Linked DNA regions of Mus musculus: all the other regions are linked to region 1. Evidence: chromatin loops called from intact Hi-C (ENCODE). Cell type or tissue: heart. All regions are shown on one strand. Region 1 holds the start of Cav1 (caveolin 1, caveolae protein). Region 2 has its middle 24 kb from the start of Gm52892. Region 3 overlaps Tes (testis derived transcript). Region 4 holds the start of D830026I12Rik (RIKEN cDNA D830026I12 gene).

The links. Hi-C counts contacts between places; a loop is a spot of excess contacts. Peaks named below come from ENCODE experiments on the same cell type or tissue, not always from the same donor. Only the 100,000 strongest peaks of a DNase experiment are listed, where the experiment ranks them.
Region 2: a loop joins it to region 1, with 4 times the contacts of the local background. A loop is called at or near these places in 3 of 42 quality-filtered maps.
Region 3: a loop joins it to region 1, with 5 times the contacts of the local background. A loop is called at or near these places in 15 of 42 quality-filtered maps.
Region 4: a loop joins it to region 1, with 7 times the contacts of the local background. A loop is called at or near these places in 9 of 42 quality-filtered maps.

What each region holds. Positions count from the first base shown.
Region 1 is chr6:17,304,932-17,309,931 of GRCm38, reverse strand. Cav1 (caveolin 1, caveolae protein) reads right to left here and starts at 3,597. Exons shown (of 3, transcript NM_007616.4): 1 at 3,453-3,597; 2 at 1,887-2,051. The coding sequence starts at 3,482. In heart, CTCF peaks have their summits at 2,300 and 3,704 (motif pointing right); DNase peaks (open chromatin) are centred at 461, 2,291, 2,661, 3,641 and 1 weaker place; H3K4me3 peaks cover 3,262 bases; H3K27ac peaks cover 2,310 bases; H3K27me3 peaks cover 260 bases.
Region 2 is chr6:17,221,050-17,226,049 of GRCm38, reverse strand. No RefSeq gene overlaps it. Among named protein-coding and RNA genes, the nearest start is that of Gm52892, 24 kb to the right of the region's middle. In heart, a CTCF peak has its summit at 2,112 (motif pointing left); a DNase peak (open chromatin) is centred at 979.
Region 3 is chr6:17,103,077-17,108,076 of GRCm38, reverse strand. It overlaps Tes (testis derived transcript), which reads right to left. Exons shown (of 7, transcript NM_207176.3): 7 at 2,252-3,484. The coding sequence ends at 3,296. All of the region lies in intron 1 of Gm4876 (predicted gene 4876), which reads left to right. Among named protein-coding and RNA genes, the nearest start is that of Gm15473, 40 kb to the right of the region's middle. In heart, a CTCF peak has its summit at 2,213 (motif pointing left); no DNase peak of the experiment used is centred here.
Region 4 is chr6:17,194,646-17,199,645 of GRCm38, reverse strand. It overlaps D830026I12Rik (RIKEN cDNA D830026I12 gene), which reads right to left and starts at 1,895. Exons shown (of 3, transcript NR_102305.1): 1 at 1,856-1,895. It overlaps Gm52892 (a long non-coding RNA gene), which reads left to right and starts at 75. Exons shown (of 2, transcript XR_003956407.1): 1 at 75-248; 2 at 388-730. In heart, a CTCF peak has its summit at 1,944; a DNase peak (open chromatin) is centred at 1,735; H3K4me3 peaks cover 468 bases; H3K27ac peaks cover 1,349 bases; H3K27me3 peaks cover 2,556 bases.

The DNA of each region.
Region 1 (5,000 bases):
ATTCAACTGGATATGAAGGTATCGGTGAAGAGCAGGGGACACTCTAGCAAGACACTGTCCAGCAGAGATTTCTATGATGGAAAATTTCTAGCTAGTTCTGTGGGGGAGGGGAGGAGTCTATGAGCAGGGGTAGCCTGGGTCTCTCTCTGCAAAACAAATGCTTTCAGAAGATAACCTCCTGGGCAGGACATCTGCCTAAATTCTTCTAAATTCTTTTCTCAAGGTTAGCTTTTTCTTGTCTGTCTGTCTTTCTGGATTTGCTCCTCCTGTGAGCAAGCAGGCAGGTATTGCTCTAGCTCTTCTAATTTCTCTAATTTGAGGAGCTCCACACTCACTCTTGACGTAGTATTTTGTAAACTGCTATTTCCTCCAAGCCTGTTATGCCTTTTTTCCATCTGTGTTGAAGTCTCTTTTCCCAGTGGGGCCTTCTCTCTCCACTTAGTCATGCTATGTGTGGGGACCCAAATCCACACTGCTGGCCTTTCTGACTCATCTCAGGAGGCTCTCTGGCTCTTGGGAATCCACATTGCAACAACAGGGAGGCTCCATAGAAGGGAGCCAATTTGTAATCATGAAATCTGCTTTTATAATTGGAGTCTCCCTCTTTGACCAACGCAGCACAAGAAGGGTGAAAAGAAAACTGCTCTTTCCCCTTTAAGGAAGTGTGGCTAATAAACGGATTTTTTAGCAATCTTAACTTCCAATTTATGAGGTGCCTTCATTGCTGGTTTTAAATATTCCACAATGTGGCCAAGAGAAAATGGTCCAATTTTCCTTTTTTTCTACCAGCAAACCAAGGGAGTCAATTTTGACAGATACACTTTCCCTGTAGTTGTAGATTAAGCCTCTCTCTCTGAAATATATTATTCATAAAGGTGAAACTGTACTGGAGCTCCTCCCATCCATAGATAGAAGGCTGTGGGTAGAAACTGCATCACCTCCTCAATGGTGAATCAGGGGCTGGGCAGGGCAGGGCAGTGTCTTCCGTTAGAACCCCTGAAGCTAGGATTTTCCTTGGCCCTCCAGGCCACTCAGAGGAAATCCTCTGCCAAGGACAGCTCGAGTCCAGGATTTCTCAACCCACTCAGATTCAGACAAGAAATTCCTTGAGCCAGAATTGTTGAAAGGGTCAAAGTTGAATAGCAAAATGATAATGAAAGTCAGACAGACCACTGTGTCAAGTCTATGCTGACCAACAACTCAGGAAAGTAAGGTATTTTAAATCTCAGCAAGGACATCTTGAAAATGGAACACCAATCTTGAGTTCTGTTAGCCCAGGGCAGGCTGACCTTGGCTGTCACCACACACGCACACATTTAACTAGAGGGATCCAGAAGTCAAGAGGTGGAAATGATTTTCAGTTTGGTAAATGAGCTTACCCTTGCACATGTGCCATGTTTCTATAGTTAAAACACCACACACACACACACACATACACTACATACAAAATATGTACACATATCTGCATATGTTATCGGTTCCACTCATTTCATATTTTTATGCTAATCATTTAGATTATTTAGCTGACAGAATCTGCTCATTCTGTATTCTGTTATTCACCAGTGGCACAAAGTCTCACACAATTATTTTACCAACATGGAAAAGAGCTGTAACTGGACTTTTAACCTGCCAATGGACCATAATAATTTTCCCTTCCCAAGTAATGTGCATGTGTGTGGTGGGGCACTCGTGGCTAAGGTTCTATGGACCCCCCACATCAACTGGCTAAATTCCTGCTGAACTTGCCAGCAGGAAGAGGCAGGCAGATGCGACATTTCTGACACCAGACCCGCAGGGGGTCACACACAGCCAAGCTCAAAAAAGGAGTGCTTGTCTGTCAAAGCTTGGGAGAGTACACTGTGGGACCCAGACAGCAACATGCTTACCTTGACCACGTCGTCGTTGAGATGCTTGGGGTCGCGGTTGACCAGGTCAATCTCCTTGGTGTGCGCGTCATACACTTGCTTCTCAGTCACCTCGTCTGCCATGGCCTTGTTGTTGGGCTTGTAGATGTTGCCCTGTTCCCGGATGGGAACAGTGTAGAGATGTCCCTGTGAGGGCAACCGGCCAAGCCAGGGGAGGGCGGCAACAGCGGTGGGAAGAAAAGTTCAGAAAGAAAAACAAGAGTCAAGAGTCAGCCTGGCTGTGCGGGGGTAGCCTGGCGCTACAACTTTTGCTAGCTTCAACCTCGAAGGAAAGGCTTGCACACAGAAAACTCCAGCGCTGCAAGCTTTTTAAGAGGACGGAGCGGAGGACACCACACCCCTCGGTACCAGGCAGAGAGCGCCTGCCTCCCGCGCCCGCCGCCAGGGGTCAGGGCGAAGTCCCATGCGCCCTCCTGCTCCCCACGGCTCTCGGCCCTGACTCCCCAGCCCAGGGGCTGGGGTTCCCGTTCCTCCTCCTCTGTATTCCTTCTCTCCGCCAGACCTATGACCCCACAACCTCACCTGCTCCGTGGTCCCTCTCTTAACCCTTAACACTGTCCTAAGGTCCCTTTCAACATTATCAAGATCACTCTGGACCAAACTGACAGACGTAATGGTCCCATCTTCACTGTCCCTCCGTGCTTCTTCCTTGCACCTGCCACAGCCCCTACCCCCTTTTAAAACCCACCTTTACTCCCTGGTTTTTCTTAGGCCGTGGGGGTGAATAAGTGGCTCACAATCTAACATACTTCTTTAGGCTGAGGCATGTGCCAAGACCTGTCACCCCCACCCCCATGCCCCAGAGGACATGCCATCTGAAGAACTGCCTGACCCACCCTTACTTAGATCACTCTCAGGCTGTCTACTCCAAGCTGAATCGTAGCCCTATTTGGGAACCGGGGTCTCCACGTTTAGTCCACCTGAGTGCCAAGAAGGAGTTGACAATGGCGGTGGTACTTGTGAGGGAGGAAGGAGGCTTCCCCCACCTCGGAACTCCCCCCGCCCGGGCCTCTCAGGGGCAGAAAAAACTATTGAAGTTCTCGAGAACTTCGCTAAGTGCAATACACGCATGCCGCTGCCCAAGCCAGCCACTTTAGGCTCCTGGGGGGTTGGGGTGGGGGGACACTGTCCAAATGAATCTCCTTCCCCCGAACACACACACACACACACACACACACACACACACACACACACACACACACACACACACACTGAGCAGCAGCCCTAAGCCTCCCAGTAGGTACGGGCTGGACCGCAGTGGGGTCTCGCGAACGTGTCATCTGGAAAACTTTTCTAAGTCTGGCAGACCGGGTCTCCTTCTTTCCCCTTTTGGCTCCATTGGTCTCCTCTCCAAAAGGAAGCCCTAAGACATTCCTAGCTTTTCACCTCCCCACCCAGCCCATTCCTCCAAGGTGCCAGCTCGAGTGCCGCGAAGGTGGAGAGCGGGCTGGGGCGAGGAAAGCAGTCCGAGCATTTGGAGTGGAAGATAGCAAAAGCAGGCACTTTGGAGCCCTCACCCAAGCCTACCTCGGAGTCTACGTATTTGCCCCCAGACATGCTGGCGCGTGGCTGGCTGCAGGCTCTGAGGAGGTTTCCCTGGGCTGTGATTTAAGAGAACTGAGGAAGGAAGATCTTGTATTGTATAGAGGGGGGAAAGGCGCTGGCGGGGGGCGGTGGCTGGGAGGGAGCCTCTTGGCTGTTCGCCAGGGGTTTGTTCTGCTCTCAGTTGGCTAGGACGTGCTCTGCGCCGGGTCTAGGCACATCCCCAAGGTTCTGGCAGCAGAGGGCGGGGAGTGCCGGCGGGGAGCTGAGAGCCTGTGAGAAAGCCTTCATCAGAGCTAGGCAGTTTGGGCAGATATTTTAGACTCGAGGCAACGTTTTCCCAGCTATAAACCTACAGAGAGGCATCCAGGGGAGAGCGCGTGTTTTCCCAGTGCATCATCTCAGCAGGGGTGGAGGGAGCCCAAGAGTCTGCAGAGATGCCCAGTATGGGCATCCGGCTCTGCAGAAAGAATTCTGCCCTGTCCTAAGCTGCCTCCCCTCCCAATTCGCCCACGTAGAACTGATCTGTCTCCTTGTTTCACAGAGAAAGATATAGAAGCGAGATGGCTGGGAACCTGAGGGAACATTTTTTTTTTTTTTAAATATAAACACAACGAAGCAATCTGTGTGGGCGCCTCTGCAATAAAGAAAATGAAATCCCTACCAGCAGGTTATACAGTAACCATAAGCACTTTGAGTATTTTCAACTGCAGAAAATTTTACTTAGAGGTTCAAGCTTGTTACTAGAGAGTTTTTTGTTTTTGTTTTTGTTTTTTTTGTTTTTTTTTTTTTTCTTGGCTCAAGATCGACGAGTTCGAACCCAGGGCTTTGTGTATTCTGCCTGGAGATTAAACACTCTACCACTGAACTACATCCTCTGCCATAGAGGATCCAAGCGCAGGAATATGTGCTTGACTGTGAGAGAATGTTTTTTGTTTGTTTGTTTGTTTGTTTTATTTTTTGACAAAGTAGTTTTTCTTTTTAAGTTAACAACTAAAATATCAGTTTCAAAAGCTGGCCAGCCTCCTTTGTCTTATTGTAAGGAAAAATAAGATAAACTATAGTTGCTTTTTACTAAAGGAAAGAGTAACTAATTAGAGACAGTAACTAAGCAGTTTACTCCCCACCACCTCAAGGATGAAAGGAAATTTTTACCTAAGCATTCCTATGCAAACACTCCCAATGCACACTGGAAAGGACAGAGAGTACATTTTTAAAATTGTTTCCAAGAAGCAGGAGCACGGGCTCATGAGAAGGATGAAGAGGAATCCCAGGGCTTGAAAACAGATAAAATGGAACCCTGAAAGAACTGATCATCTAGCTGGAAAGAAGACCTGAAAAGACCAGTAACCTGGGTCCCCGGCTGATAGGGAAGCAATTGTTAATTAATTATTTGATTAATTATAAATTTATAATACATTTTATTATAAATTATAAATATATTATTTATGAATAATTTATTTATTTTTATCAGGGTGTGACACCCATAGCTAATGGGAACGGCGTGCTATTTCAGCACTTGCATTTGTCATA
Region 2 (5,000 bases), 84 kb after region 1:
GGTCTCTGTGGGTGAATGTCTGAGTGTGTGCATGTGCCCATGTGTGTCTATCTGTCTCTCCCTGTGTGTGTGTGTGTGTGTGTGTGTGTGTGTGTAGCATGTGCAGGTCTGTGTGGGTCGGTGTCTGAGTGTGTGTATGTGTCTATGTGTCCATGTGTCCATGAGTGTGTGTGTGTGTTGTGTAGGTCTCTGTGGGTGGGTATCTGAGTGTGTGCATGTGCCCATGTCTGTCTGTCTGTTGGTCTGTTTCTCTCCCTCTCTCTCTCTCTCTCTCTCTCTCTCTCTCTCTCTCTCTCTCTCTCTGTGTGTGTGTGTGTGTGTGTGTGTCTGTTTTGTTATATGTGTGCCAGAATACTTACCTGTGCTGCAAGTGTCCTGGACAAAGGTTGACTTCTCCAGCACTGTCCACCTTGTTTATTGAGATAGAGTCTCTCGCTGAATCTTGAACTTACTGCTTCATCTGGACTATTTTAGCCATAAAATCTCTCCTGCTTCTATTCTCTAGTGCTAGGTTATAGAGATGCCACCTACTAAGGTATCTCTCCAACCAGTTTTTTTTGTTTGGATGACGTCACCATTTTACTTTGTTTTGGGATTTCATCCAGGGTCTTACCATGTTCCCCAGGATGGTCTGCCTTGGGTTCTTGAGTGTTAAGATTATAGGTATGAACCAACATGCTTTCCAAGATGGTTCCACTTATACTTATTTGTTCATGACATTCGAGATCTTTCCTCCTTCCAAAGTCTGAGGTTTCACTTATAGCAACCAAATCTTCACACTTCCCACATATGGCAACTTCTTACCAGTTTTCCAATTCAACTTACCATTTGTACTTATCCATGTCATATTAGAGGGTCAGTTATCTCCCACTATTTTCAGTTTATCTTTACGATTATCCTCCTGATGTCATACGACTCGAAGTTCCACTTAGTCTATTAAGGTTGTGGCTACACTGGCTGTGAGCCCAGCTAAGAGGAAAAAATGCCGACTTCTAGGGAGTGGAATTTCTGAGTCACACATCCTTGCCCTGCTTCTCTTATACAGATGTATCCTCAAAGGATGGGGGCCATTCTGAAGAGGCATTTCCCTGTTTGGACCAAGATTCTCGAAAACAATTAACCATTTAATTTATCCAAAAGTTCTTTTTCTTCCCTCCCTCATTAGTGGTATTACAGGTTCATTCCAGGAGACTTTAACACAAGTGCCATGTAATTTTCTAATTGTCATTGGACATTTAGAGTTGGGTATTCCAGAACGTTCGGGAACTGCTCTGCAGGGGTTAATTTTGGGGGGATCAGATGTTACTTTAGGATTGAGGGAGCCACCTGCAAAAGCTCTCTGTAGGATGTAGGCTTTATGGGACCTAGGTACTGTCATGTCTTGAATGGCAAATCATCTCAGTGCTATTCCATGCCCCATAAAGTAGTGATGACTAAAAGACGCTTGGACTCAGCAGAGGAAGAGAGCTTTTATACTCTAGGCAGATTTTGCATTTGAAATATTCATATATGCGTATAGCAGCATGGTTCTACATGTCAGGTTGTGGTTCTCTGTTCTATTGCTGTTATATTTTTACATGCTGCTATGTTTTAGTAGTCCATAAATACTAAAATACTTTATGGCAAAACCCCTCTTACTAAAATCCCTTACACGTTTAACATTATCTTTTTGCTTTGATTTACTGATGGCCTCTCTAAAGACGGCACTATGACCCTTGACCACAGTGACAAGTCAGAGGCTCCCTTCAACTCTCACCTGCAATCTGTCATACTCCAACCCTGACCCACACACTAAAAGCACATGCCTGGAGAAAGAGAAAGATTCTGTGACAGAGCATTAGAAAACAATTCAGAGGCTGCTAGAGAAACATTCTGTGTGGGATACTTGTTTCTTACTGTGACAGACAAAGTATGAAAGAGCTGAACCTTTTACTGAACCTTCTTCAAGGCTGATTAGCTGGCTAGGACTTTAAAGACTATAGTATAATATCATTAGGATTCATTTCATTGCCTTTTTTTTCAGCAGTTTCATTTGGTTCTATCCTTGGTCTCTGGACCGATCAGCCTCTACTTCCTGACCTTCCACTCAGTGTCAGGCCACAGCTCCCTCTTATGGCAAGGGTCTCTAGTTGGTCTAGTCATTGCTTGGCCACTCCAACAAGTTCTGGGCCACCATTACCCGGTACATATTGCAAACAGGATGTATTGAAGGTCAAGGGTTTTGTGTCTGGGTTGATATTCCAGTCCCACTGTTGGGAGCTTTGCCTTATTATAGAAGATGGCTGGTTCAGGATCCATATCCTCCATTACTAGCAGACTTTGCTAGGGCCACTCTTGTTGTTTCCAAGGAGTTTCCACTGCACTTGTTTTCTACAATGCTCCCTAAATTTTCCAGCTGTCTCTCCCATCCCTCCCTCCGTTTCCCCACAACTTGAACCCCCCTGTTTGCATCCCCATTTGTCCTCACTTCACACTCAAAATCTATTTCCTGTTTCCAGCGAGATGCATGTGTCCCACCCTTGAGCCCTTCATGTTACTTAGCTTCTCTGAATCTATGGATTATAGCATGATTATCTTATACTTTTTAGATAATATCCATTTGTGAGTACGTACCATGTTTGTGTTTCTGGGTCTAGGTTACCTTTCTCAGGAGGATTTTTTTTTCTAGTTCTGTCCTTTTGCCTACAAATTTCATGATGTGATTGTTTTTAACAGCTGAGTAATACTCCATTATATAAATGAACCCCATTTTTTAATCCATTCTTTGGTTGAGGGACATCTAGGTTGTTCCCAGTTTCTGGCTATTGTAAATAAAGCATTTATGAACAGAGTTTAGCAAGTGTCCTTATGGTAGGATAGGGTATCCTTTGGGTATATGCCCAAGAGCAATGTAGCTGGGTCTAGACGTAGATAGATTCTCAATTTTCTGAGAATCCTCCATATTTTTCTATAGTGAATATATACGTTTTCATTCCCACCAACAGTGGAGGACTACGCCCCTTTATCCACATCCTCAGCAGCATGAGCTGCCATTTTTGGTTTTGATCTTATCCATTCGGACAGGTAGGAAGTAGAATCTCAAGACAGTTTTAATTTGCATTTCCCTGATGTTGAACATCATTTAAGTGTTCCTCAGCCATTGGTGCCTAGCCCAGTCGTCACCAAGGAGACATCAACCAGCAACTGATGGGAGCAGACACAGAGACCCACAGCCAAATACTAAGGAAATCCAGTGGAGCCTGGATAAAGATGAGCAAGAAGAATTCTAGGAGCCAGAAGGTGTCAAAGACCTCAGGAGAACATGGACCGCAGAATCAACTAAGCAGGGCTCATAGAGGCTCACAGAGATAGAAATGACAATCAAGTAGCATGTATGGGTCTGAGCTAGGCCCTCTGCTTATATGTTATGGTTGTGTAGTTTGGCTTTCTGTGGAGCTTGTAACAGTGTGAGCAAAGACTGTCTCTGATGCTTCCCTGCTTCAGGACCTTTTTCCTACTATTGGCTCACCTGGTTCAGCATTGACATGAGAGTTTGTGCTTAGTCTTATTGTAATTTATGCCAGCCTATTTTTTTCTCTTAAGGGAAACGGGAGAAATAGACCTAGAGAAAACAGGAGGTAGGGAAACTGGAAGAGATGGAGGCAGGGGAAACTGCAGTTGAAGGTGTAATGTATGAAAAGAATGTAAATTAAAATTAAAAGAAAAAAAAAGAACTTTTAAGATCCTAGAGAGTTTGGATTGTTATAGGTCCAGGATTAAATTAAAATTTATCCTGGGCTATATGTTAGCTCCCCTTAATGCCACTCCTTTTCCACCCTTGTGTTTGATCTAACACCCTCGTGAGCAGCAGGTGAAATGTTTGAGATGGACTCACTTAGCAGACCCCTGACTATCCTGTGGGCAGCTTCACCAATGCGTCTACAATTGTTTTTGAAAAATGTCTTGATTCTTTGTTCTGTTACCAGTAAAACTTGATGACACTGCCTTTCCTTTGGAACTTGGGCTTTGGGGTGACTTCAGTATGTGTTCCCAGACCATGGTCACTGATTGGGTTCCAGAATAAACCATCTCTTTATTCCCTTTGAGATTAGAGTTGTGTTTTTGTGTGAAGAAAAGCAACTTAAGTAAGACAGTATTTATTTTGTTTCACAGTTCAAGGAGGGATACAGTTCATCACAGTACAAGTCATGGTGACAGGGCCATGAGGTGACGGGTCACATTGCATCCACAGTCAGGAAGTGGATAGTGACAGATGATCCTACTACGCTTGGCTCCCCCTTTCTATTAAGTCCAGGGCCTGAACAGACAATGGTTCCCACAGTCAAGGTGAATTTTCCAACCTCAGTTACCCTAATCTAGATATATCCTATTCTAGATAATCCCTTGTAGAAACCTGTAGGCTAAGCTAATATAGACACTTTTTCACAGGCATACTGCCCAGGCTTATTTTCCAGATGAGTTTGTTAATATGACAGTGTTCACCTTCAAAGACACCATGGCAATATGAAGGGCTCAAGAAGGTGATACTCAACCAACTTGGAGGCTTTAGAAAGACTCCCTTCCCACTTGGTTAAAAATTGATTCTTTCCCCGAACAACATATCTGTTATAATTTCTTCTTCCTCTACTCTACTCCTCCCAATTTCTCCCCACATTGGTTGTAATTGTTTCTGCATCCACTCCCTTTCTGACTCTCATTAGAAAGATAACAACATAACCACAAAATAAAATATAATAAGATAAAACAAAAACCTTAAGATCAATGTTGCATGGCACAAACCAACAGAAAGAAAAGAGTCCTGAGAGCATTTACAAGAATTAGAGACCTACTCATTCACATACTAAAGAGTCCCATAAAATTACTAAACTGTTAGCTATTATATATATAGATATAGATAGATATAGATATAGATATAGATATAGATATAGATATAGATATAGATATAGGTATAGGTATAGGTATAGGTATAGGTATAGGTATAGATATAGGTATAGATATAG
Region 3 (5,000 bases), 200 kb after region 1:
AAAAAAAAACAAAACAAAACCAAAAACCCTGTAAGATCTGCTTCTGAGAACTGACCTAGAATGATTTTTTAATGAGAAAAAGAATATTAATCTATCAATACCAGGTAATTAGAATTTAAAAAAAATGTTCTACATGGTTCACATTTAGTAAAAGAAACACACAAATCTAGATTTAAAACTTCCATTTTCAACTTCCAGGGAATTGCTTAGTGTTGGATTTTGTAGTAAGGGAGCTCAGTCAGGGTTCTATCCCCCCCTCCCCCCAGCCTGGGAAGATCGCTCTGTTGCTTCACTGGTCAGTTGCCTCTTCTAGCATTTGCTTATTGCTTCCACAGTAGTTAGTAGTCCTCAGCCTTCCTAAGCCTGTGACCTTTTAGTACAGTTCCTCAGGTTGTGCTTAAGCCCCAGCCATAGGAGTATTTTCATTGCTCCTACAAATGGTAAAGTAATTACCTGTTTTCAGATGGCCTTGAGACCCCAGTGAAAGGGCCGCAACACACAGGTTGAGAACCAGTGTTGTAGACTCTTGAAAAGAGATGTGTGTATGAGGCATTTTCTTTTATTGCTAATGGATGAAGGCGGGCCCAGCCCACTGTGGGCGGTATCATTCCTAGGCAAATGTGCCTGAGTTGTGTAAGAAAGGCAAAAGGAACAAGATGGTAGAAACATTTCTCCAAAGTCTGTTTCAGTTTCTGGCTCTAGGATCCTTTCTGAGTTTCCCTCAATAAGGGATTCTAATCTGTAAGCCAAATGCCCTCTGAAACTGTTTATGGTAATGGTGTTTATCATAGCAACAGAAGCAAACATGGGCATCAACTAACAACAAACATGTCCAGGTATCTTGAGCACCTCTTAGACAAGGAGGCCACAATCTTATACTGCAAGGGCAAACTAACTACTGAGGGGAGATCCAGGCCTGGTGGATCTACACCATCCCCACATTTCATTTGTTCCATGATAGATACATGTAATTATTCTTAGTGAATGACACTTAGTGTCACCCTCATTCTGTCTCAGTCAGAGGCATTGGGACAGCCAGCCGGAGGACTTGGGAAGAGTCTATTCTGCTTTAGCCTCACTTTGCCAATGGGGGGGGGGGGCATTAAACATTATAGTCAAAATGGACTGGAAAATATCTCTACTATTTAAGGCAAACCAAGGCAAAGATAAGAGTAAAGTGGTGTATTTCACCAGGGCATTGTATGCTGAATTGGATGACAACTTTCACACCGTTCTGTGTGTTCAAACTCCAAACGGTGCTTTTCACCATCGGAGGAGCCAGAATGCAGATGGGATTCAGTGTGCTTGTTGAGTAAGTACTTAGGGATCTATTCCATGAGTGTGCCTCTATGTATGAGTGTGTCTCTATGTATGTGTGTATGTGTGTGTGTGTGTGTGTGCTTCTCACACACAGAGCAGCAGTACTCAACAGTAACTGAAAACAAACAAACAAAACACCAAACCAAACACCCTGATCATGGGTCAGAAAAACTAAGATTACTAAGACACAAACATTCAGAGTGGGGGCAAGGACAATGCGCAGGATGTGTGCTCAGCACGCACAAAACTCTGAATTTGACCAAGAAACAACATAAAACAGGTCCAGGGTATACTGGTGAAACCCCAGCACTTGGAGAAAGAGACAACGACGATCAGAAGTGCAAGGTCATCTTTGTCTATGTAGCGATTCTGAGGCCATCCTAAGATACATGGGACCCTATCTCAAAACAAAACAACCAACCCAGATTCAAACTGAAGAAAAAACCCACGCATACAAAGTCTGCTAATAATCTAGAATCCAGACCCAAAAATACTTAGGAAATTTTATAAGATCCTATTTATAGCTAGGCATAATGGGGCACACCACTTGAAAGCTTAACATTTGGAAGGCTGACACAGAACTGAGAGTTTGAGGTAGACTAGTCTGGGCTACCTAGTGAGACACCGTCTCAAAAAAAAAAAAAATCCTCCCAAAACAACTAAAAATGCAACACTTGACTCCTTTTAAAGTTTAACTAAAAAAATAACAGACTCCTGCATGACTTAAGAATTACCAAAAAGTCCTGGTTTCAGTCTTTATGAAACCCACTCTTTATCTGCAAAGACAAATCCAATCTGTCTGCCCTAGCTGCAGCTGCCTTTACTTTTGTCAGGAATATTTTTACTCTTGGAGACAGTGCCCCCTGCTGTACATGACACTCAACTGCAGAAGGATTTTCCCACTCACAAAAAGGACATAGAAAGACAATTATTAAAGTGAAAGAGACTTTATTTTCAATAACATAAGTCATTCCATTTAATATTTATAGTGCATAGTTATGTATGAATGCATACAAGGGAAAACATTAAAAACACCCAAGGATGGGAGTGCACAGGCAAAGAAAATAGCCTTTGTGTCTACAGCAAGCTCAGAGGTAGCACAAGAGAGGATCCATCTGGTAACACCATAAATCATGCAAAATTGAGTCAAGGCATGGCAGAGAGGTGATATTAGCACAAGTTACAATTCCCTGGGTACCAAAACCTATACATATTCTTTGGGTTTCAAAAAAAAATAACTAAATGAATGGCCTACTTTTATGTTCTGGGCAAAAAATAATAATCTCTAAGAGCAAAGTGCACATATTGTTCCAGCCACACACATAGAAAATATGCAAGGCCACAGATGGCGGTCACTAGATGCAAAAGCGAACATGGGGAGGTGAGGTAAACAGAGAGAGAGATGCAGTGAGAGAGGCCCCTCTGCCTCACCAGGGGATGCAAAGGCTTAGGCAAAGGAACGCCCATCGTGGACCACGCTGTCTGCCAGAAGGATTCACCGAGCTGATGTCACCTTGTCATCCATCGATGAGGCAGGCTATGTGCACAGCGTCATGTCAGGCAACATGCAACTTCCTTTACATTTCCCATGTGAAATAAGCATAGAAGTTAAAATGGTCATCTCTCCCAGGACACTAATTTTAAGTGATTTCATATCTATCACTTAATATAAATTTGGCACTAGGAGTATGCAGTTATAAGGACTGATTAAATTCAAGCTTCCAATTCAAAGATTTAATTAATGTATAGAAATAAAAGCTACAATTCTTTACTGTTTTTTTTTAAATCATGAAAAGTCATTTAAAATTAAGACAGACAAAATTCATAAGGTTAAAAAGAAAAAAATATTAGACAAAATATTCTGGTTTATTATGTAGGGTTTTTTTCCTTTTATTTTTTTTTTCAAACTGCAGTTTATCATGAAATGCAGGCCACTGTGGACAGCTATGGCTCCATACGGCTTGGTACACTCCTCTTAGGACATCATCCTCTTACACTCCACGGAACAGAAAACCATCCCTTCTACGGGCATGAACTTCTGCCCGATAAGACACTTGCTGCAGCAAGAGCACAGGAAACACTCTGTGGATGCGTGCCAGCTGAAGTTGTTGTACGTTACTCGCTGCACTTCCGGGTCGATGGCATTGTGGCATCCTTGACACACCTGCTCAGGAATAAAGCAGAGAGAAGAGGGTTAGAGACGGGCCATACCAGCTGCACCTGCACCTGAGGGCAGGCTGAACCTGAGTCTGTAGATGGTTAAGTTTTAAGAGGCTATAAAAGATGTACAGGTGACAGTGACATCTTTGTGAAGCATTGTAGCCATCAGGGACCTACGTGTGTTGAGAAATAGCCGGTAGCAGGAAGTCCATCTACAGGTGGACTACCTTAGATGTCCCTGAGGTGTTGTAAATTGTAAGTTCTGATGGCAAATTCCAAAACACTGCATTTTTTCCCAGTCAAATTGTAGTAGATTTCACCAAAATAACTAGCAGGAAAGTCTGTAAGATTATTTTCCCTCACTCATTAACGCTTTGGAGTGGTAACATCCTATCTACGACATGGACGCATCACGCTTACGACACTGATGCACATGGTTATTGACGCCCACTAAACTAAAATCCTGCTCAAAATAATTAAGGATTCGATGAAAACTACAAACAGTACTTAAGAAAGAATGACACGTTCACGTCATAGATACGACTTGCAATTAATTAGCTTCTGCTCTGCCATAAGTTTAGTCATTGCTTATCTCTGATCTCTGCCATGAACTTTCCCTCCCTGCAGCACTCTTTGTCTTGTTTTGTCTTGGAAAAGATATTAGTCTGGACCTTAGTTCCTCATACTCTTCCCTGCAACTCCCACGTGCTGTGATGCTGGGTGATTTGGGTAGCGCTGGGGATCAAATCCAGGGCATCATGGATGCTAGGCGAGTACTGTGCTAACGGAGGTATATTCCTAGTCAGTATCCTGTGTATGTTATACTCCAATATACAAGTGAGGTAAACATGCGCATAATACTCTCCATAACTGAGCATACACATAAAGAGAACAAGAAACAAGCCTTTGTGTTATAGCAGAAAACTACCTCGTGGAACGCTCCAAAGCACCAGAGTCATTTGCTTATATGTGATCCGAATAAAAATGTGAAACATCTAAACTCTTTGTTTTCCAAGAACTGAGGGCATACCATACGGCACTGATCTTGTCTCTTGGTTGGAAGTTACTGCAATGAGGACGGCCACTGTTGGGCATTGAGATGATCCATAGTACACAGCCCCTCCAGACCCGAAGTATACTTTTTGTATACTTTACAGCTGCATAGCTTCTTACTACAGAGACTCTATCTACAGGTCAAACAACTACCTCCTGGCTGGGAAATGGACATACTTTCTTTGCATGCTGCAGATAGGAGTCCTGAATGCAGATGATATCCAATGTTAAAGCAGAAAGTTCCCCCTGAATCTACAGCTGCACCAGGCAAAACAGTTGCTCTTCGTGGAATTTCTGTAGTGTAACAGCTCATGTAGAATGTTCTGGTTTTCTGTGCTTCATATTAGCCTTTTAGCACTCTAAAACTGTGTGACAGAGGAGCCATTTCACATGGAATATTCTATTTCCTTATGATTTACTTCCTTTTTTTCTTTCTGTTTGGTCACATTAATTGTGGATCCTTTCAT
Region 4 (5,000 bases), 110 kb after region 1:
GAGGAGGGGGAGGAGGAGGAGGAGGAGGGGGAGGAGGAGGAGGGGGAGGAGGAGGAAGAGGAGGAGGAGGAGGGCCTGAGTAGTCTGGGAGGAGGGAGGCAGGCAAGGCAGAGATGCCTGTGGCTCTCCATAGGAAGCTCACCTCTCCACCAAAAGGAAGCGGGGTAACCAAACACATCCGTGCTTGAGATGTGGGTTCAAATCTCACTTTAAGGCAGCAGAGAGTGCCTGAGGACTGGCTCCCCTACGTGAGTATAGACAGAAGCAACCTGAAGCTGGACTTCCTGTCATTTGGATCTGTAACTTTTCTTTTAAATGGGATGTTTCCTTTCCCTGGGGACAAAGGGAAATTCACTGACTTTTCCTTAACGGTCTTTATCTCTGCAGTTAAGTTCCTACCGTCAGAGCTTTAGCTTCTCAGCAGCCCTGTCCTCTAGGTTTGCAGAAACTCTGGCTCTTCCTTCCACGACCATGTTTTTTTGGAAAGGTTAACTGCGCATGTGTCCTCGGCTGCCTCACCGATTGCTCTTCCACAAGCCAGTCCTTCTTCTGCCAGTCTGCGTTCAGCTTTCATTTGTCTGCGAAAATTGTCTCTCAACTACTAAAGCGTTGCCAACTCTCCAGTTTTAATTGCCCATGCATATTTCTGCCCCTCCCTTCTGCCTCAACCGAGTCCCTGTTCATCCCTAGGCCTCTAGATTTATTAAATTCCTTTGATTTTTTTTATCTAGATGTGGAGTTAGTGAAATTATTTTTCTTCTCTTTTCTTCATCCAAATATAGATATTTTCTCTGTGACCTTGCTTTGACCCTTTTATTCCCCCCACCCCACCCCCATGCCTTAGCAGCCCCAGGCTTGCAGAGAACACTAGGTCCAAATCCTTAACTATGGCAGGAACCTGTCCTGTGTTCTCTCCTCATTGTTTCAGCTCCAGGACACTGAAGACAGTGTTCACTCCCTTCTCTGGGGCATCTGAAGGAATCCTAACAAATCTCACAATCGACGCCTCTCTTTCCAGTGATGCAGTTGGAAATAAAATATACAGGGAACGCAATTGCTGCCGTTTATCATTTTAACTGTCTCTGCGGGTGATGTCTTAACAACATTCCATACACACTGTTGATTGTGGGACGCAATTCAGTCTTCTGTAACTGAACATCAGAATTCAAGAGTTCAAACCCCACTTCTAGGACTTTGGTCTGAGGCGCAAATCCCTCTAAATGCATTTACTAGGCTAAGATGGAGATTTACTGTACCTTCATTTCCCCACGTCTTAGTTTTCTTAGCTTGAGAGGTGCTTTTCTTCTTCATCCTTCTCTACAATATAGCCCAACCTCAGTTTCCCTTTCTACTCCTCTCCCCCAGTCCTCCGCCCCAGTACCTCCTGTCTCCCCACATCCACTAGTCCTCCATTTCCTTCCAGAAAAGAGCGGGCTTCCCAGTGATAATCAACCAACCTTACATAACAGCCTACAGCAAGCCTCATACTAGGGCTGGACAGAAGGCAACCTCTTGTTTGTGAGTTCTCCTCTGAATCTCACAATTCTCTCCGTCCCAGGCAAATTATCACAACAGTGAACGATTTCCGAACTTCCCCTTTAGCTTTCCCATCGCATCACCACCCGGTCTTTTATTGCACAAACACCAGGTCTAGAAATTGTTTTCCTCTCAGCTCTCCAGCTGCTGCCTGGCCAGGCACTGCGTGAGGCATTCGCGGCTGACACAGGCAGGGCTTCCTGTCCAGAGCAGAAAGGAAGCCGTGCTTTTGGATGAACCCTCATTGTCCAGGGCTGGAACAGCGATCACCCGGCAGTGATAAGGCCCTTCCCAATGCAGCCGCACGAATCTCACTAACCTTGTTAAGGAGAAGAGGAAAGAAGGGGCGTTCCTAAAATGACTGGGAACACCGTTTGCCAGCCCCGCATATCCCAGCAACCAGAAGAAACGAAAACACACCTAGTGGTCAGAGTATTTATCTTGCCAGGGTTTCTACCTCCTTGGTTTGCAAGGGGAGTAGAAAATGACACCCTGCCATCGAGCCATTAATTACAAACAAAAGAAGGAGTGGAGAGACTTAATTTTCAATTGACTATCGGGCTTGATGATGTGTTCTGGGCTGTGTGGTTCTCCTCTCTTATTTCATTGAAACCCATTGTTGAGCAATCTCCACAAGGGCCATGTAGTTGTCTCCTTTTATTTCACTGTTAGGTGCTCACCACCCTTTCTTTTACATTCTTGTTTCCTTCAAGTGGCCTGCTAGATAAAAGGTGCTCTTTTGAAGGTTTGTTAAATAGATGCTGCCTACAGAGAAACTCACATCATTAGTCTGTCGTCCTGCACCCAAAAATATACTTGGTAGAAGCACTTTCTCAATTATCTTAAGATGTATACGTGTTAAATAAAAAAAGTTCCTGCTTTTCAAATGATAATAGCTAAATAGATCAATTTCCTCCACTGTGTGTGTGAGTGTGTGTGTGTGTACATATGCTTTCTAAGTAAAGAGATATAGATCCTCTTCAGCGACAGGGAATGGCAGTGTTTGCCCAAAATAAGTGTATGTAAAGGTGGGAAATTTCACATGCACACATACATAACCTGGTGTAACTAGCTGGCACAGATGCCAGCAAGGTGGATACCTTTAACATCCTCATCTCTTAAATTATCTACACATCATGGTGATTTGAATGAGCAACATCTCCCACAGGTTCATCCATATAAACACTTGGTACCCAGCTGGTGGCGCCATTCAGGAGGTTATGGAACCGTTATGAAGTAGAGCCATGCTAGAAGATGTCACTGAGGGTAGGCTCTGAGAGTTTACAACCTCACCTGAACCAGCTCTAGTTGGCTTTCTCTGCCAACTGGAGTTGAAACCGTGATCCCTCAGATGCAGTTTGGCTGCCAGTTGCCGTGTCTACACTCATTGTATGGACCCCTCTCTCTCCAATCATAAGCCAAAATAGACGGTTTCTTCCTCAAGGAGTTTCTTGCCATGATGTTTTATCAGAGCAACAGAAAGTAACTAAGATACACATGCTAAGAGGAAAAGCATTTTCGGCAGAGTTTTCAGGATGCACTTGAGAACATCTTAAATATGCTTCCTAAGTTTTCCCTCTTATTAGCAGTCATTTTCAAATGAATGTGACCTGAGGAGGTTAAACATGTTCAATCAGAGACATGGTTCACTGGATAAAAGTGTGTAATGCTCTTGCAGAGCACCTGAGTTTGGTCCCATGCACCCACAGTGGGCAGGCAGCCCAATACTGCCTATAATTCCAGCTCCAGGGGACCTAACACACTCTTCTAGTATCCATGTGCACCCATACTCATGTGCACACACACACACACTCACACTACTAAAGATACATTTTTATTAAAAAAAAGTAACAGGAAATTCTTTTGTTTTAGTGGGGGGTTTTGTTGTTGTTATTGTTGTTGTTGTTTTTAGTGATGGTAGCACACTGCTATATAAAATATTGAACAGTATCTGGAGATGTGTAGTTGAATTATGCTAGCTGTGTACACACATCCCTAAACCCTTACTGAGGCGGTATAGATATCTGACATGAAGATCATGTGCTCAGGTCAGGTCTTGGGATTGTGTTTCTTTCCTCACAAACTGTGCTGTTCTCCCTAATAATCTTTGTCCATTTCATCCCTTTTCCCCATCCTGAAAACGGGACTATTATACTTAGCAACTCAGCCTAGTGACAATTATATCACAGCCTGTGATCTCAGCAGCATGGGATGGAGCTGTTGTTATTGGTTTCGCTCAAAATATGCAATCAACAAATAAATATATTCCTTAATCTTGGAATAATTGCACGAGGTTGACTAAGGATACAATCATCTTGTGGGGTAGAAGCCACAGGATAGAGTTTCTCATTCTCTTATTGCTGTTTAATGAAGCTTAGCAGGAGGATATTAACTCTCCCAGATGACAGCTGCCTATTTTTAGCTATAAACTACTCGAGATTGAGGAAGCCCCTTTGCCTATCTCAGGTCCTAAGTGCCTAGCACAGAGTTTTAGCATGTAGTAAGTGTCAGAAGCACGTTTCCTGAAGTTTAGAATCTTGTTCTGAGGCTATCCTATCTTTAAGTAGAGCAAAGAGATTCACAAGAGAGCTTCTGGTTTTAGATGTTTATTGCTAGGTTTCTAGAAGCACATAAGTATTTTTAGTTGTTAGAACATTATGACAAGATCACATTTTAATTGTCTTGAGCCACAAAAGTAAATTTGGTTAAAATTGTAGTATGAGCACATATAATATTAAAACTTCAAGAGGATCATGTTGTAGTTCAAAAATACATATTATTTGAAATAATGCCAGTGTCTATAAGGCTAAGAATTCTCAGGTGGTACGTACCTAGATTTCGAGCAGTGCTTTGACAGTGTTTGACAAGCTTATGCTCACTCTCTCACTCTATTTCCTTTATCCAGACAACAAGCCTGACATTCACTGTTATTTCCTCTTAGAATAAGAAGAAACTGAGTCACAGCTAAAGTGCTTCATTGATTAGGATTGTACATCTAACAAAGCCATTACTCAGGGCACCGGGATTCTGGTTTGGGGTAAACAGTCTGTCTTTCTGAAGCTTTCCTTCTGCATCTATAAAATGTAATCACGGAACCCACCTTTTAAGGGTTATTGTAAAACTGACATTAGCAATGATAAATGATTGACATTAAGTAAACGATGCCTGGAATTCAACTGTAAAGGGCCTACCTTGCTCAGTGGACAATGTCAAGAAATCAGATGGGAGTGAGAGAGGAGATATGACATACAACTGAATGAACGCTGACCAAACTAACTGAGTTACCCGAAAAGGATACACAGCATGGGATATAGGTGATAGGGACCACAAGACAGTCACTTGAAGATCTGGAAGACTAGGCCTACCTTACATGTCTTGGAGACCCTTGGAGAGAGATCACCATATGATGTTGTGATACCCGAAATTCCACAGTGGATGGGATTAAGTGAATATGTCCTGCCCTG